2 separate regions of the Homo sapiens genome follow, and region 1 is linked to region 2. Evidence: chromatin contacts called from ENCODE Hi-C or POLR2A ChIA-PET data. All regions are on one chromosome and are shown on one strand. Each heading gives the region's core, a stretch centred on a gene start or an enhancer-like site at or near the end of the contact. The rest is flanking DNA. Distances are from core to core; before and after follow the strand shown.

What was found. A loop is a pair of places that touch in the nucleus more often than their neighbours do. ChIA-PET counts read pairs that join two places held with the same protein, here RNA polymerase II (POLR2A). Pooled maps may share reads with other maps.
Region 1: a loop to region 2 is called in a pooled map, with 2.2 times the contacts of the local background. The contact joins two enhancer-like sites. A Hi-C loop is called at or near these places in 1 of 168 maps with a recorded cell type or tissue (DLD1) and 3 of 50 pooled maps. POLR2A ChIA-PET finds 5 or more read pairs at or near these places in 4 of 52 experiments (A549, H1, PC-9 and 1 more).

The regions. Positions count from the first base shown.
Region 1 is chr2:108,631,223-108,637,493 of GRCh38, forward strand. All of the region lies in intron 1 of LIMS1 (LIM zinc finger domain containing 1), which reads left to right. Among named protein-coding and RNA genes, the nearest start is that of LIMS1-AS1, 44 kb to the right of the region's middle. RefSeq lists an enhancer at 5,059-5,633. Within about 2 kb of position 1,793, at least 2 of the 41 ENCODE cell types and tissues checked have a DNase peak (open chromatin) inside an H3K27ac peak, as active enhancers do.
Region 2 is chr2:108,551,744-108,558,001 of GRCh38, forward strand. All of the region lies in intron 1 of LIMS1 (LIM zinc finger domain containing 1), which reads left to right. Among named protein-coding and RNA genes, the nearest start is that of LIMS1, 20 kb to the left of the region's middle. Within about 2 kb of position 2,973, at least 4 of the 41 ENCODE cell types and tissues checked have a DNase peak (open chromatin) inside an H3K27ac peak, as active enhancers do.

The DNA of each region.
Region 1 (6,271 bases), core at 543-3,042, 78 kb after region 2:
CCCTTCCCTTCCTAGTTTTGAGTGTAAATACACTTGTTTTAAGTTGCTGAGTGAGAGTGGGTGAGGAGTCTGGGTATAGCCCACTGGCCTGGGTCCAGTGTCTTGAATAACTACTTAGTAATTGACTTCTGCAAGTCAGTTATTTTTAGGAGCTTTGAGTTTCTCCCTTTGCTAGTTGAATATGATCTGTAAAAGAAGTGAATGTTCTTATATTAACAGATTTAGACCTACTCAAGGAGGATTTATTGTGTTTCATTTTAAATATCAAATGATTGTATGCTGTGGAACAAAAGGGACTCTGTCTTGGATGCTAATCTACCGTGTTGCCTTTTTTTTTTTTTTCTAAGACATCTGTTATAGCATGCCATGTTGACTTCTGATTAGCCTCCTTTGAGACCTTTGAATGGCTCCTGATTACTACTTTACTTACTGTCCCTAGTGGAAGAACATGTCAACCTGGATGTTGTCACACAGACTCCAGGCTGTGATGCGTACGGCATCCATGTTCTGGAGGGTTGTCTGCACACGTGCCCTTTCTTCATGGTCTGTAAGCCCTGGGTCTGGGAGCAGTGGTGCAGAGATCTGCCTGTTTTGTGGCTGACCAAGACCACACTTCTGTCTGTAAGTTCCCTCAGTAAATCACCCAATACCAACAAAATAGATTTGTCTTTCTCCTTCTTTAGTTTCTCAGCTCCTTCACATTTGGAACCGCTTTGCATATATGCCTCCTTCACAGAATAGGTACTTTCGTGTTTGTTTGTTTGTTGAGATGCAGTTTCCCTCTTGTCACCCAGGCTGGAGTGCAGTGGTGCAATCTTGGCTCACTGTAACCTCCACCTCCTGGGTCCAAGCAGTTCTCCTGCCTTAGCCTCCTGAGTAGCTGGGAGTACAGGCGCCTGCCACCATGCTTGGCTAATGTTTGCATTTTTAGTAGTGACGAGGTTTCCCATTTTGGCCAGGCTGGTCTCGAACTCCTGACCTCAGGTGATCCACCTGCCTTGGCCTCCCAAAGTGCTGGAATTACAGGCTTGAGTCACCGTGCCCAGCTGATACTTTCCCTTTTTACTCTTTGGGAAGCCACACATGTTTGAAAAGCAGAAAGTTAATTGCTTTTTACTTCCTAAGTACCTTGTGTCAGTGATTTCATCTGCTAAATTCAGCCATCTTCTCTGCCTTGAAAGACACCATGTTAAAAGTTAAGTGCTGATGCTGCATAGGATGTAGGGTCCAGGTGTCTCAAGGTCAGGCAACGCGCATTCTCAGAGTGTGATGAACAGTGAAGGAAAACTCAAGGGAGGATATGCCCAGAGTCCTGATGTTCTGGACACCTTGTTCTTTATCAGGCAGTGCTAGATCTTATTGCACAAAATGGTATTTGGGGCCAAATGAATGGTAAGCGAGCCAAAGAGAAGCCTCTCTGCCTCCTCAGCTTTGAAAATGTAAGAGGGAATGCAGATACTGCTATAGAATCAACATGTGAGTAGTGGCACTTCAGCAACTTCTACAGAGCTGTACATGAGTGCCTGGGATTGTGGCCTCAGAGAACTGGAATACTGGCTCAGGCTACTTAAATGTAGATGAAAATATTAAACCAAAAGGAAGGTAAATTGACCTTGAAAAGTCTGTTTATATAAGCAGTTTACTTACAGGCAATCTGTACCTGCATAGCAAGTGTACACATTGATTTCTGAATGAGAAAGCACTGACATTGCCTTATGAGCCATTATGATATTGTTCTTCTGATTATGTTTGTGCTCAGGTTAATAAAGTGTACCAGGTGACTCCCTTGTCCCCTTCCCCCTCCACTCCAGGAAGCATCCGTGTATCCCCTGCTCTGCTCTGAAATAGAACATTTAATGTTCATCATGACGGCAGTGGAAGATTTGGTTTTGCCTTTTGAATTATTCCTGCTCTTCTGTCCCTTTGTTTTTGCCAGCATCTTAATTCTTACTAATTGATTTGGTGAGGTTATTTTTATGTATTCTTTTAACACAGAATTATTTTTTGTGTTTCAGAGCAGTTTTATTTCAAAGGATAAAACTGTCTCTTGAAATAGTCATGTGGTGCTTTGTCTGTAATAGGTTAGAATATTGCCATCCATAGAAGAGTAAAAATGACTGCTGCTTTTAAATAGGCTTAAATTATTGACTTTTTATACAACCAGCATAGGCGCTGTCATTAGAGCGTCAGACCTCTTATATTCAGTCTGAACATAGTCCAAATAGTCACCATATTTATTAGTTTATTTGAACCACTCTCAATTTCACCATTTGATTTGCTTTCCTAATAGGTTCTAAACTCTTTGAAGCTCAGTTATTTTGTTCTGTTTTCTCAGCCTATGAATTTGGCCTCTTGCCAAGTTAGTTTTGATTACATTTTTGCTTTTTCATTTATGAGCTGCCATAAAAGAGATTGTTCTGTCTTATGCTTTACTAATAGTTGGTTAAAGGTTTGACTTAAAAGACTTGGTTGGCCCAGAGTCATACAAGTGCATGTTTGCCATTCTGAACTGAAATCCCTGGCGACAGTGCTGTTTATAAAAGGATTAGAGCAGGGAGTTTTGTTGCCCTAAAATCAGGAAAATTAAGTTTTATTTTATATTATTTAAGTAATTAAATGATAAGAAATTTACACACAGGTGTGTGTGTGTGTCCATCCTTGTGCCTCAATTGCAAAATTTCCTGAAATAATCTCCCTGAGCTCCATCGTGGTGTTTCTCCCACCAAGCTTTTCTTGTGATTCTGTCTTGCACACCACCGTTCTTTAGAAGTAGTATTTCTTGGAGGTTTGTGTTTGAGATGGGGACTGGATGCTGGCTGTAGCCTCTTTGTGGCTCCAAAGGAAAGAGGAGGGAGGATTGTCCTCAAAGACTCTTACAAGGGTAGAGAGGGAGGAAGCAGGCTGGGCAAAGCTCAAGGAAGTCCATGCAATAACTGACCTGTGTCAGGTTGGGGTCTCCTTCTAGCAGGATGTCTGTAGGGGGAGGGAAGAAGGACTGCAGGGCTCTCTGGTGTGCCAGCTGCCAGCTCTCATGCAGCACTCAGTTTTCAGTGACTCTCATGTTAATTCAGCATGCCAGCTGTTCAATTTAATGTCTATACCAATGGGGAATGGGAGAGAGGTAGATAATGAGGAAAGAGAAGAAATAATGAGGTAATATGTCATCTCCTAAAAGCTCATTTTGTAACAGAAATTGTCCAGACTGTTACTGCATTACATTTTAGGTTTTTCTCAATCCCCTCAGAAAACAAAGAAGCTCATACAGAACATTGCCCCTACCACTAGCAAGAGGCAAATCTTTCAGCCCTCCCAAGGCTGGCTTTCAGGCTCCTGAAGCTGTGCCTTCTGAATGTGACACCTTGTCCTGGCGACATCTCTGGAGAGACGCCACACACATCAGTGTTAAGTGGTACACATGGTCCTTTTCACCACAAATGTCCTGAAATCGAGGGACTATTTAGAAAACAGGCGGCTGCTTCATTCTATTGTGGGAGTGATGTGACAGGAAGGGAGGCTCAGGAATGACCATGACAGGAAAGCATGTGGAGCACTCACAGTAAAGCTTCACAGAAGCCCTCACGGCCAGGCGCAGCAGAGCACAGCGACTGCCCAAGGAGCTGCTGTCCTAGCCACCCTCCCAGTCATCTTCAAGAAGAACAAAAGTTCACTGATCGCCTCAGTTCCTTTATTCTCCTCTTGTTCTTGAGGACTGACCAATGGGTGTGTGTCCCTGTTTGCCTCTTTGCTGGGGTCACAGAGGAACCCAGGAGCTCACATTGAGTGGCCCCCAGACATGTCACTGGGGCCAGAAAGTGCCATGAGGATGGGGGTCTACACTGGGGTGTGGGGTGGCCATATCTTCTGGCCCTGACTTGAACAATGAGTCCATGTGTGGCCTCTAGTTTACATAAATAAAGAATGGCTGTGGCTGGGCGCGGTGACTCACGCCTGTAACCCCAGCACTTTGGGAGGCCCAGGCGGGTGGATCACCTGAGGTCAGGAGTTCGAGACCAGCCTAGCCAACATGGTGAAACCCCATCTCTAAAAATACAAAAATTAGCTGGGTGTGGTGGCAGGTGCCTGTAATCCCAGCTACTCAGGGGGCCAAAGCAGGAGAATCGCTTGAACTCGGAAGGCAGAAGTGGCAGTGAGCTGAGATTGCACCATCACACTCCAGCCTGGGGGGAAAGAGCAAGACTTCATCTCTAAAAAAAAAAAAAAAAAAAAAGAATGGTTGTAATCCCAGCACTTCAGGAGGCCAAGGCGGGTGGAATTCAAGACCAGCCTGGTCAAGATGGTGAAACCCCGTCTCTACTAAAAATACAAAAATTAGTCAGGCGTGGTGGTGGGTGCCTGTAATCCCAGCTACTTGGGAGGCTGAGGCAGAGAATTGCTTGAACCCAGGAGGGGGAGGTTTCGGTGAACTGAGACCGCACCACTACACTCCAGCCTGGGTGACAGAGCAAGACTCCATCTCAAAAAAAAGAATGAGGTAGACAGACTTGGACTCCCGTTTAACTGACAGGTTTATTATTCTGTACCTTTACGTGATAACACACTCCTCCCCCCCGTCTGTTCCTAGTTTTGAATGTAAATACAGTTGTTTAAATCGTCTGTTCCTAGTTTTGAATGTAAATACAATTGTTTAAATTCCTAAGTGACATCTTGGAGAAAGAGCCCAAAAGGTCTAAGTACCATCAGCTGCAGAGTCCTCACATAGGCTGCCTCTGTCGGCCTGGGTCCAACCAGGAGAGAAAACCCACACGCTAATTTGAACAGGAAAGGTTTAATATAAAGATAGAATTACTAACTCTAACAAGGTTTTGGAGTAATAAGGAATTGGCTAGTAAGAGGAGAGAAAGCAAAAGAGTATAGGAATAGCCGCTGTAAGGAGCAGCCACGGACCCTAGAGCTGAGTTAGAGTGCCAAGGGAGGAGCCCTACTCCGTGCCCGGGGTCACACTACCAGGGCATGCTGCATGCAGAAAAGTCGCTGGCACAGATTGCTGGAAATCCTCCTTTCCAATACCAGAGAAGGCTGTTCCCAGTGAGTTCCCTCACCCAAGGTACCCCCTACATAGCTGACTGCCAAGGGATGGGTGCTGCTGGCTGCATGCACCATCAGGGTCCAAGGCACTCTGCTGTAAAACTTTTGAGGGGCCAGTGCCACTGAAGCTGGTGCTAGCCACCATGCCCTGCAGGAGCTAGACACCGAAGAAGCCAGAGTGCTGCAGGAGCTTTGCCCAGGGAGCAGGCAGGACTGGGAAGCAAACCTCTTCCTCCTGCAGTGTCTCTCCAGCACCCTCTACTGACAAGGTCTCAGTGCTGCTCATAGAGGACAAAGATTCACAGAGGTAGCAGTAACTGCATCACCAGCACCTAGCAATATCCCAGTGATGCCTCCTACAGGACACAAGGGGGTCTGTCTAAGTGGGTAATTGCCATATTTTTATATATTATTGCTAGATGTATAGAATACCACTTTTTGAGAAGAGGTAAGGAATGGAATAAAGAGCTTCCTACTTAGCCCTGTGAACTGCTTTCAAAAACCATAGCTTCATTCCGTGACAGAGAATGGAGAGCTCTGTGTGGGGAGAGAGGAAGGTTGAGCACAGGAGCCTGCAGAACAAGAGGAGTGACTGAGGCCCCTGGGAGATGCTGCTAGCCTGGTTGTAGCTGGGCAGTGTTACATGAGCACCAGCTTACAGTGGTTGACCTCCTGACCTTATACTATTTCCACATCTTTTTTCATTGTACTTATGGCAAAATCTAAGTTATGGTAGCTGAAATAATCCCTTGCCTTTCTGTGTACATTTCACAAAATTTAAAGTTAATGAAAGAAAAGAAACCTTTTTAAATTCAGCAAAATATACATATATGTGTGTGTGTGTGTGTGTGTGTGTGTGTGTGTGTGTGTGTGTGTGTATTTTAGTTCCTCTGCTTCATCCTGGTCAGTATTTTCAAATGCTGTTTAATGCAGTAAAATCTACACAAAACATGTTCTGTGTCAAAAAGAAAATAACGGGCAGTGAAAGATATGTACATTTGAATTTGAAAAGGTTCATTGTTTTCACTTGACTCAAGTGAAATGTTTTTTATTCTGTTCTATTCTGAAATTCTCATGGTTTTCTTTTACCTTATCATTGAGGGAAGTAAACCCCGTGTTAAGCTTAGTCACAAAATAAAAACTCCCACGGACTTCCCTCCCAGTGTAGCTGAAGGTTAATGTCCAGGGAGATAGCCTTGACTGAGTCAGAACTAAAATAAGGGTG
Region 2 (6,258 bases), core at 1,723-4,222:
TATACATACATACCTATGTATATTGTATATCATATACAATATACAGATATATCTGTATATATGTATATGATATACAATATACATATATACACATATACTGTATATATACTATGTAGTATATATGTATACATATGTATATATGTGTATATACATGTATATATGTATATGTGTGTATATGTGTATATATGTGTGTGTGTGTGTGTGTGTGTGTATATATATATATATATATGTATATATATGGAGGAACCATGCCTCAGATCATTTTCAATCTGAACGTCCAGGATTTGTGAGAAGTACAGAGGTCTCTAATGTGTGTATATGTGTGTGTATGTGTGTATATATACATATGTATATTGAGAGAGTTAACTATATATTATATATACTATATATACTTAACTATATAATTATAGTTAAATATATAAATATAAAATATACAGTTTTATACAGTATATATAAAATATACAATATATAATACATAATACATTAGTTATATATACTATATATACTATATATACTACACGTATAGTATATATATGAAACTATATATATACTATACGTGTAGTATATATATGAAACTATATATATACTATACGTGTAGTATATATATGAAACTATATACTATACGTATAGTATATATATGAAACTATATATACTATATATACTTAACTATAATTGTATATAGTTAAAAATATAAATATAAAATATACAGTTAAATATATTAATATATAATAGTAATACATTACAGTTACATATAATATATAAATAAAATATATAAATATATCTTATATATTTATATATATACACTATGAGTGAACTTTGGGGTGTATATATATATATTTTGGGTGTGTGTGTGTGTGTGTGTGTGTGTGTTTTTGGAGACAGGGTGTTGCTCTGTCGGCCATACTGCATGATCACCACTCACTGCAGCCTTGACCTCCCAGGCTGAAGCAATCCTCCCAAGTAGCTGGGACTACAGGCATGTGCCACCATGACAAGCTAATTTTTACATTTTTTTGTAGAGATAAGGTTGCACCGTGTTGCCCAGGCTAGTCTGGAACTCCTGGCCTCAAGCAATCCTTTCAGCTTGGCCTCCCAAAGTGCTGGAATTACAGACATGAGCCACTGTGCCTAGTCCAATTTAACTATAAACACCAGAAGTTTCTTCAGTACTTAGTTTCTGAGGCATAGAGATAGATTGGGGAAAATGAAGGATATTAATCTGAGAATCCTTTGTCACGGCCATATCCAATGAAAAATAAACGAAGTTTAATCAGGATGGCTCTGAAGAAGGTACCAGTGCATGAGAAATCACTGTGGACAGTGATGGGATGTTAAAGAGAAAAGCATAAAAAGAGTCATAATTCATGTGGGCCTCCTCCTTACATAAGAGAATATGCTGCCACTTTCTAGCATGGTCTTCCATGCTCTCTCCTGGACACAATTTGTAGGGTTCAAGGTTTCCTTCTCTCACTGCCCAGATGCAGCCTGGGTGCAGATAAATATCTTTTGAGGGAGAGAGTTAGTACTTGTCTGGGGCTCACTGCCGTTTGTGTGCTTTTAACTGTTGGTCCTTTTTAAAATCATTGCTCCACGATTGAAGCAAATGACCTTTAACTGTTATATAAACTTGGAGAGCCAGTTGAGGACAGTGCTTTATGCTTGGCAGGAGTAAGTGCGGGTCATAATAGAAGCTTTTTAGCAGTGGATTCTGGGCTAAAGTTTCTCTAGGAAAGGCCCAGGATCACACAATCCCAAAATACTAGAGTTAGAAGAGACTTTAGAGAACTATCCAGCTCTCTTTCATTAGAAATAATGATAGTTTTTCATTGACATTCCTATTTTGTGGTCTTCTCTTTGCTTGGAAGGTAAATCCCTTGCTTTGCAAAACACTCTTATTAGTGCCATAAACTACTAAGGAACAGGAAATTCCAAATTGCAGGCTAGTACAGACCCAGACGAGCCTTCCCAGAATCTCTGGGGAACTGGCTTCAGGCCGTACACCCCCAGAACTGCTGTGATGACTCTGTTGGACATTAGAGTATATGGAGGAGCCATGCCTGAGATCATTTTCAATCTGAACATCCAGGATTTGTGAGAATTACAGAGTTCTCTGGTGTATGGGGAAAACTGGGATTACTCTTCTACCATACGGAGAACTTCGAATGATAGGGACAAACATTTGTGTAGTGTTTGATGATATAGATAGGCATGATTATCCTCATTCTCTTTTATTTTTTTAGATAAGCAAACCAAGACTCAGGAAATACTTGTTTACTCACATAGTTGGTTGGTAAAATGACAAAGCTGATGTTGAGACCTGGGCCCTGGAATTTCCGATCCTATGCATTTCCTGTAGCATTACATTTTCTCTGGGAAATCCATTCAATGTTGGGGAACACCTTGTTATTCTGAAGCCAAGGAAATTGCCAGGAGAGGATAGAAGAGGTGGTGGAGGAATGACACCTCTTGGTGGGGTCAGTGGTATTGAGATCCTGTGGAAAATCTAGGAGATGCTGCTACTTATTTCCTGTATATTCACTTGATACCTATTGCCCTTTACATCTTCTTCAGTATGAGCCAGACTAACCCATGGCTCCACTTCATCCCAGACTCTAGAGCCTACACTCTATTCCCGAGGAGTGGTCACCTTCTCCCCCTGTACTTGGCATGGTGTCCCATTGGGGTAGTGCTACTGAAGGACAGTCTCTGAAGAAGAGTATCTTCCTTATTCTTGGGGTAGAAACTCTTAACATAGATGGGGTGATAAAATGCAAGAGATTTATAACAGCTTGCCATTAGAGCTAGAGTATATTATTTATCACCATTGATTATTTTGCCAAATGTTTTTGTTTAAAAAGCTTCTTAGTTTCTGGATGCCTCAGGGTAATTTGTCACCTGCACTATTCAATATCCGTGCCATTACAGCTGAGAGGAGTGTGCTGGCCTCTAATGTTCAGAGCGCAGCTGGCAACCAGCCTGACAAAAGTACATGACATGACGCTCTCAGGAGGCGGCCAGACACCCTGGTCACTAGGGGAGGTGTGCTCTTTAGGTAAGGGACACACAAACCATTGTTGAATAGCTCCTGTGTGCAGAGAGGGACCAGGAGCATAATCATTATCTGGAAGCTTATTGAAGATGTAGAATCTTGGGCCCTATCTATCTCAGACCTACCAAATCCGGATCTGTGTTGTAGTGAGATCCTCTGGGAGTTCATGTGCATTAAAGTTTGAGAAACACAGGAATAGTGGACAGTGCTGGCTGCCTATCAGCATCCATTTCCTTTGTCTTTCCTAATAACGAGATGCACATTTTCTTCGGTTACTTCCCCTTCACCCTTAGCCATGAGAATCCATTCTTTAAGTAGGTGAGAGCATGGTTTTCCCGTGGTGACTGTTTATGGTCTAGAGGTATCCACATGATCTGGGTTGCCTCAGTCATAAGGAAAGACTTTATTTTTTGAGGGGGGAGGGGGAAGCATTTTCCTTCACATCCAGAATGAGAGAGCAAATAATGAAGCATAGCTGTGACCGTATTTCCACTGGCAGCCATTCTGTGACCTTGAGGGGATCAGTCTTGAGGTGAGTCTGACACTGAAGTTGTCAGAGCAGAAAGACAGAAGGAACCTGCATTTTTGGTTCTGGCACTCACCTGCTGGTCACAGGATCCAGGCCTGGATCTCCCTCTGCCTCTCATCTCATAGTTCTGTGTGATAATAAATTTTCCCATGGTTTATGCCAGTTTGACTTTGGGTTTTCTGATTTCCTGCAGCTGGAAGCATCCTAGTCTGCTTTGGTAATGAGCACTCTGAGCACAAAGTGCTGTGTGCGTGGTCCTCTTGTGAAAGGCCTACATTCTCAGGTGCTCCTAGGCTTTTCTCCTAGTCTTGTGAATTGTGCTTTTACCCTGTGGTGATTATTCCACTGTTCACATGAAAGTTGGTGGAGGGAGAGGAAAGCTATAAGGGCAGAGAGTAGAATTGGGAGGCTGTCCTGAGGGAAGGCAGGCTTGCACTCAGAAGTGCTGTGTGCTGGACTGTGGGGTGAGCCAGGCTGCAGTTGGCTGGCTGTGGAGCCCACTGGCTGGAGTGCTGGTCCATGCTTTGCTCCTCATTTGGTGTTTGAACCTCAGTTTCCTTATCTGTAAAATAGAATCCTAATGAAATAGTGGAGGTAGATTGGAAATGCTTTGAAAACTTGACTCTTTTTTGCCCGGTTTAATTATCCTGGTTTTTTTTTTCCTTTTTTGCTATAGCAAAATATAAATAACACAAAATTTACCATCATAATCATTTTTAAGTGTATAATTCAGTGACAGTAACTTCACATTCACAATGCGATTAAACAATAACTCCCATTCTGCCTTGCCCCCAGCCCCTAGTAACTTCTGTTCTACTTTTTGTCTCTATGAATTTGCCTACTCTAGGTACGTCATATAAGTAGAATCATATATTTTTATCCTTTTGTGTCTTGCTAATTTTACTTGGCATAATGTCCCCAAGGTTCATCCATGTTGTAGCTATATCAGAATTTTGTTCCTTTTTATGGCTGAATAATATTCCATTGTATGTATATACTGTACTTGTTTATCCATTTATCTGTTGATGGACACGGGTGATTTTCACCTTTTGGCTATTGTGAGTAATGTCACTTATGAACACTTGAGTACTGTGAGCACTGGTGTACAAATATCTGTTTGAGTCCCTGCTTTTAATTCTTTTGGGCATATACCTAGGAGTGGAGTTGCTGGATCATATGGTAATTCTGTGTTTACCTTTTAGGACCTGTCAAACTGTTGAAAAGTTAACTCTTATGTTATTTATATTTTCAGACATAGATTGGAAGATGGACTTATGCTTTTTCTCTTTCTCTCCTTTCCTTCCCTCCCTTCCTTTGTTGGAGGCTGAAAGAATGAGGGTCAGTGATCAACTCAGTATACCACTGGAGGCTATATGAGTAAACAGCAAACTGTTCTCATGAATGCAGAATGTTAGCAAGCTGACAACTGCGTCTGCTGCCCAGAAGGAATGCTGAGGGCAGTCATGCCCCAGGCACAGTGTTGCTTGTGATTAGGCAAATCTGAAGCCTGTTAGCAATAATGTGAACCTGTGATCAGTCAAGCAGCTGACCAATCGTTACCTACTCCTCCCTGCTCTTTCTACCCAATAAATACAAAGGCTGTAGAAGCTCAGGGCTGCCTTTGCTCACTAGAAGCAGGGATCCCCCTGACCCCTTCTTTAAAACAGTTTCTTTTTTGTTTTCATTTCTGCGTTCATCCGCCTTCGTTCAGTCCTGTAGTAACTGTCACTACCTACCTACCTTTGTTCCTTCCTTCCTTCTCCCCTACCCTTGACATATAGGGTCTCACTGTGTCTCCCAGGCTAGAGTGCAGTAGAGCCATCACAGCTCACTGCAGCCTCAACCTCCTGAGCTTAAGCGATCCTCCCACCTCAGCCTCCTGAGTAGCTGGGACCACAGGCGCACACTACCGTGCCTGGCTAATTTTTCATTTTTTGTAGAGACGGTGTCTCTCTATGTTGCCCAGACTGGTCTTGAACTCCTGGGCTCAAGTGTTGCTCCTGCCTCAGCCTCCCAAAATGTTGAGATTACAAGTGTGAGCCAACACGCCCAGCCTTTTTTTCTTAAGACTATAGATTTTCATTGGTTGAGAGGACTTGGTAATTTTAACATGGAACTTCTGAACTGACCATTTTATAAGATATCGAACATATGATCAGATTCATATTTTACCCTCATTAATCAAAAAATAGTAGGAACTTTTTTTTTTTTGAGAGACCTAGTCTTGCTCTGTTGCCCTGGCTAGAGTGCAGTGGCACAATCTGGGCTCACTGCAACCTCTACCTCCCATGTTCAAGCAGTTCTCCTGCCTCAGCCTCCCTAGTAGCTGGGACTACAGGTACGTGCCACCACGCCCAGCTAATTTTTGTATTTTGATAGAGATGGGGTTTCACCATGTTGCCCAGGCTGGTCTCAAACTCCTGACCTCAGGTGATCCACCTGCCTCAGCCTCCCAAAGCGCTAGAATTACAGGCATAGGCCACCATGCCCAGTTGGAATTTTCTGTAAAGTTTCAAAGATTTAAGTGAACATGATTCTTGAAGTTGTTGATTTGAAGGTACCCAACTTTGTGTGTGAGAACAAATTGGTTTATTTCTACTAATAAGTACAATGTTATCTCTATGATCTGTGAAAAACAAAAGGCTGAATGTATGAAGGGGAAATTATGGATATAAAATAC